Regions from separate parts of the Homo sapiens genome. Here region 2 is linked to region 1. A link is a loop called in an ENCODE intact Hi-C map of the cell type or tissue named here. Cell type or tissue: GM12878. All regions are shown on one strand. Each heading gives the region's core, and the rest is flanking DNA. Links, peaks and the distances in the headings are about the cores only. Region 1 overlaps CD52 (CD52 molecule). Region 2 has its middle 6.6 kb from the start of PDIK1L.

Region 1 (2,778 bases), core at 52-2,551:
CTTCTCTCCTGAGAGCACAGCAGATGGACTCCAACAGGAAAACTGGGGACACAGCGGGCCTGGCCGCCCAGCCTTCCAGCTCTTCTGGCTGGGGCTGCACTGCTTGCGGGCTGCCCTGAGAGAAACCTGTATCCACAGCTGGGGAGCACTTACAGGGTGCTAGGCGCGTTGGGGCACCCAAGGGGTGTTGTGGAATAATAGAGAACTAAGAGACTTGGGAAGACAACCCTGAGTGAGGAAGGCATCGGCCCACAGGGAGTCTGGGGAGATGGTCCTTTGGGGAGAGGCCAGGAGATGTCCAAGTGGAGCCTGCTGTGGTTATGGAGGTGACAGGGGACACTCTAACCCCCACTCCCCTGCCAGAGAGAAGCCTGGATGTTCAGGAATGCAAAGAAGACAGGACTCTCCCATTTCAGAAACAACTGGAGTCTCAAAAGCGACTGCTATTCCAGGAGGCAGCTTTGGTAGCATCCCAGGTGCCCAGAGGGGAGTCAGTACAGCAGACCGGAGCCATCAAGTTCTTGATCAAGAACAGCTTGATCACCATCAAAACCAGCTTAATCTCCATCAAGAACAGTTCTAGTTGCAGCTCCATCAAGCATTAAGGACAGCTCGATCACCATCTGGCCACTTCCCCACCCCACATCCAGCCACCCACGCTTTGCCAAGTGCTTTCTCACTCAGCCCTGGCTCATGTGACCTTCACAACTGTGATGAACTTCTCCCCACTCAGAAGATGAAACTGAGGCTCAGGGAAGCTAAGCCCTTTGCCAGGCTAGGAAGGTCAAGGGCCAGGGCTCCCCTGTCTCCCTCTATGCCAGAAGGGCTGGTCGCTGGGGAAAGGTGAAAAGAAAGGTTCTGTGACCGGGCACGGTGGCTCACGCCTATAATCCCAGCACTTTGGGAGGCCGAGGCAGGCGGATCACCTGAGGTCAGGAGTTCAAGACCAGCCTGGCCAACATGACAAAATCCCGTCTCTACTAAAAATACAAAAATTAGCTGGGCGAGCCGGGCGCGCTGGCTCGCGTCTGTAATCCCAGCACTTTGGGAGGCTGAGGCGGGTGGATCATGAGGTCAGGAGATCGAGACCATCCTGGCTAACACATTGAAACCTCGTCTCTACCATAAATACAAAAAGAAATTAGCCGGGCGTGGCGTGGTGGCGGGCGCCTGTAGTCCCAGCTACTCGGGAGGCTGAGGCAGGAGAATGGCGTGAACCTGGGGGTGAAGCTTGCAGTGAGCCGAGATCACGCCACTGCACTCCAGCCTGGGCGGGCGACAGAGCAAGACTCTGTCTCGGAAAAAAAAAAAAAATTAGCTGGGCGTGATAGCGGCTGCCTATAATCCCAGCTACTCGGGAGGTTGAGGGGTGGAGGTTGCAGTGACCCGAGATCATGCCACTTCACTCCAGCCTGGGCAAAAGAGCGAAACTCTATCTCAAAAAAACAGAAAGTTTCTGTGAAAGGGGGTGGACAGGGGCAGTGATCACCTCTGTCCCTGCCTGTGTCAAAGCAGGAAGCAGTCAAACATCCTGACAGGACCTTGTGGAAGAAGTAGTGGTCACATGGGGCAGAACTGAGGACTGTTTTATGGAGGTGGGCGGATGGAGGGCGGGGAGGGTAGAAAGGGGACTGCATCTTTAAATAACAAACACGCTATTCAAAAGTCCCCTGAGGGCTGGGTACGATGGCTCACACCTGTAATCCCAGTACTTTGGGAGGCCGAGGCGGGTGGATCACCAGGTCAGGAGTTCGAGACCAGCCTGACCAACATGGTGAAACCCCGTCTCTACTAAAAATAGAAAAATTAGCCGGGCGTGGTGGCACGTGCCTATAGTCCCAGCTACTCAGGAGGCTGAGGCAGGAGAATCACTTGAACCCGGGAGGTGGAGGATGCAGTGAGCCGAGATCGCATCACTGCAGTCCAGCCTGGGTGACAGAGTGAGACTCCACCTCTAAAAAAAAAAAAAAAAGTCCCCTGATCTTATCCCACTTCTCCTCCTACAGATACAAACTGGACTCTCAGGACAAAACGACACCAGCCAAACCAGCAGCCCCTCAGCATCCAGCAACATAAGCGGAGGCATTTTCCTTTTCTTCGTGGCCAATGCCATAATCCACCTCTTCTGCTTCAGTTGAGGTGACACGTCTCAGCCTTAGCCCTGTGCCCCCTGAAACAGCTGCCACCATCACTCGCAAGAGAATCCCCTCCATCTTTGGGAGGGGTTGATGCCAGACATCACCAGGTTGTAGAAGTTGACAGGCAGTGCCATGGGGGCAACAGCCAAAATAGGGGGGTAATGATGTAGGGGCCAAGCAGTGCCCAGCTGGGGGTCAATAAAGTTACCCTTGTACTTGCAGTGGGGTCCTGCTTGTGGTTACTGGACATCCCTACGCCCCAAGAGCCAGCTGTGCAGCAGCACCAGGGAGTTTCCCATGTCCCCATCAGCAGGGAAATTGGCACCAGGGAGCAGCCCCCAGCTTCCCCACCTAAATTCCAATGCTGAGGGCCCTTCCCCTTAGAAGCACATTGCAGGGACAAGGCCCAGAACCTGGCAGCCTCACCAACCCTGCAGTTGCGTTTGCTTCATCCATCCCTGGGTGTTTGGGAATGATGGTACTAGAGATGCCACCACCCTGGACATCCCAGGCTCAGAGAGCCCCTACCCCACTACCTGGGTGTCTTCAGAATGACAGATCCAGGGAAATCCCCAGTCCCAGGGACACCCCTCAACAAGGTATTTAGATCCCCAGCAAACCAGCCCCACAGGCATCTGGG
Region 2 (3,023 bases), core at 250-2,749, 210 kb before region 1:
AGCCAAGATTGTGCCATTGCACTCGAGCCTAGGCAACAGAGCAAGACTCCATCTCAAAAAAAAAAAAAAAAAAGAAAAGAAAAGAAAAGAAATGGGGCTGGGGCTCCCCAAGCTTGGGAAGAAGAAGGGAGGGGACACTGTCGGGGATTCTCTCTGCTACAGCAGTTAGGAGCTGCTCCGGAAACATTCACTGACAGGCCTAGCCAGTCGCCCTTAATGACCTCATTGTGGCATTTTGATAACAACTTGTGGTTGGCTCAGTGGGTACTAGGTCTCTAACAATGCATCAATGATGCCTCTCATAATTTCTCCAGAGGAGAAATTCAGGGTCAGCAATCTGGTGGGAAGAAAGACTCCAAGATGTGCCTTGGGGACAGGGTGTATATGGGAAGTCTGTAATTTCCACTCAACTTCACTGTGAACCTAAAACTTCTCTAAAAATAAAGTCTTTTAAAACACACACACACACAACCGGGCATGGTGGCTCATGCCTGAAATCCCAGCACTTTGGGAGGCCAAGGCGGGCAGATCACTTAAAGCCAGGGGTTCAAGGCTAGCCTGGCCAACATGGTGAAACCCCATCTCTACTAAAAATACAAAAATGAGCCAGGAGTGGTGGCATGCGCCTGTATTCCAGCTACTCGGGCGCCTGTAATTCCAGCTACTCAGGGGGCTGAGGTGGGAGAATCGCTTGAACCCAGGAGGCGGAGGTTGCAGTAAGCCAAGATTGTGCCACTGCACTCCAGCCTGGGGGACAGAGCGAGACTCCATCTCAAACACACACACACACACACACACACACACACACACACACACGCAGTTAGACCCCAATTGAAGTGCCTGTGTGACTTTGGACAAGTTCTTTCACCTCTTAGAACCTTTGTTTCCTCAGTTGTAAAAGGGAGGACAATAATAGCACATGCTTTACAGGGTCACTGTGCAGATTAGATGAGATCACTCTATAAACAGTACTTTGCACAGTGCCTCGCACAGAAGTTAGTATGAATATTACCTATTATTTATTTATATTACCGATTTGTATTTATTTATCTATAGTTTATAGGTAAAATTGCTCCATGATAATCTGCTTCCTGTGGACCCATTCTAATTAGGGACAGCCCATTTGCCTCTTCCCATGTGACCTCTCTTCAGATAGGAAAAGTAAGGCTCAGATTCATGTTGATTTATGGGGCTGGGGACCTGGAGTCCAAAGACTCCAGGAGTCTTGGCTCCACCAGTGACTTATTAGGAACCTAAGTTACTGAGTCCCTTTGAGTCTCAGTTTCTCCAGATGTAAAAGGCTATGCTCATATTCTCCACTTCGTAGGGTTCTTGCGGGATAAAGGACTTGGATCTTGACAGGTCTGGGAATTCAGACCTGCTTTAGTGAGACTGGAGCATCAGCTTCACTAATGGAACCTGCCACCAGGGGGCAGGCTTGCTACATCCAAGTTCCCATTTGTCCAAAATACTCATTTCCTTTTTTGAGCGTGATTGTCTAACTTTTTATTATGGAAAGAGTCAAACATACACAAAGGTAGAATGGTATAATAAGCCTCACGTGCCCAGCACTAAGTTTCAACAACTATCAACATTTTGCCAATCTTCCCCTCTCTGTTTGCTGTGCTGATAGTGGAGTATTTTAAAGTATATTCCAGGCCTCATTTCGTTTCATCCATAATGCACGTGTGCTGAATTGAAAAAGACTTATTTTCGGCCAGGCACTGTGGTTCACACCTGTAATCCCAGCACTTTGGGAGGCTGAGATGGGCGGATCACCTGTGGTCAGGAGTTTGAGACCAGCCTGACCAACATGGAGAAACCCCATCTCTACTGAAAATACAAAATTAGCCAAGCGTGATGGCGCATGCCTATAATCCCTGCTACTCAGGAGACTGAGGCAGGAGAATCGCTTGAATCTGGGAGGCAGAGGTTGCGGTGAACCGAGATTGCGCTATTGCACTCCAGCCTGGGCAACAAGAGCGAAACTCCATCTCAAAAAAAAAAAAGAAAGAAAGAAAAAGACTTATTTTCACAAACACTGTGTCACTTAACAAAAAAGAACAATAATTACTTAATTTGATCTAAGTTCATATTTAAATTTCTTTTTTCTTTTTTTCTTTCTTTTTTTTGAGGGTCTCACTCTGTCTCTAGACCAGGCTGGAGTGCAGTGGCATAATCTCCGCTCACTGCAACCTCTGCCTCCTGGGTTCAAGTGATTCTCCTGCCTCAGCCTCCCAAGTAGCTGGGACTACAGGCTTGTGCCACCATGCCTGGCTAATTTTTGCATTTTTTGGTAGAGACTGGGTCGTTCACTGTGTTGCCCAGGCTGGTCTCACCCAACTCCTGGCCTCAAGTGATCTGCCCACCTCAGCCTCCCAAAGTGTTGGGATTTCAGGTGTGAGTCGCCGTGCCTAACCTATATTTAAATTTCTGAAGACATCTTTTGACAAATTGACTCATTTGAATCGTGATCCAAATGAGTTTACTGCATTTGGTAAGTCACTTTCACATTCCACGGTCCAGTTTTACTTCTATATCATGAATCTACTGGAGAATCCAGGACACTTGTCCTGTCCTGTAGCATGCTCCACATTTGGAGTTTGACTGATTATGATCTTTGTCTATCCCTCATATTTCTCGAAAACTGGTAATTAGATTTTGGCTTGATAAGACTTAGGCTCTTTTTCTTTCTTTCTTTCTTTTTTTTGTTGTTGTTCTATTTTTTGAGACAGGGTCTCGCTCTGTCACCCAGGCTGGAGCGCAGTGGTGAGATCTCGGCTCACTGCAACCTCTACCTCCCAGGTTCAAGCAATCCTCCTTCCTCAGACTCCCTAGTAGCTGGGACTACAAGTGTGCACAACCACACCTGGCTAATTTTTGTATTTTTTTTTTTTTTTTAGTAGAGATGGAGTTTCACAATGTTGGCCAGGCTGGTCTCGAACTTCTGACCTCAGGTGATCTGACTGCCTCGGCCTCCCAAAGTGTTGGGATTACAGGTGTGAGCCACCATGCCCAGCCTT

Evidence for each region. A loop is a pair of places that touch in the nucleus more often than their neighbours do. Peaks named below come from ENCODE experiments on the same cell type or tissue, not always from the same donor. Only the 100,000 strongest peaks of a DNase experiment are listed, where the experiment ranks them.
Region 2: it touches region 1 in a loop (4-fold over the local background); 57 of 110 quality-filtered maps call a loop at or near these places.

What each region holds. Positions count from the first base shown.
Region 1 is chr1:26,318,165-26,320,942 of GRCh38, forward strand. CD52 (CD52 molecule) reads left to right here. Exons shown (of 2, transcript NM_001803.3): 2 at 2,007-2,359. The coding sequence ends at 2,138. It also overlaps a transcript of UBXN11 not described here. Among named protein-coding and RNA genes, the nearest start is that of CD52, 1.6 kb to the left of the region's middle. RefSeq lists enhancers at 51-200, 574-1,559, 701-800. In GM12878, for the core only: no CTCF peak of the experiment used is centred there; DNase peaks (open chromatin) are centred at 688 and 1,587; H3K4me3 peaks cover 2,388 bases; H3K27ac peaks cover 2,236 bases.
Region 2 is chr1:26,103,710-26,106,732 of GRCh38, forward strand. No RefSeq gene overlaps it. Among named protein-coding and RNA genes, the nearest start is that of PDIK1L, 6.6 kb to the right of the region's middle. In GM12878, for the core only: a CTCF peak has its summit at 1,429 (motif pointing right); a DNase peak (open chromatin) is centred at 1,484; H3K27me3 peaks cover 150 bases.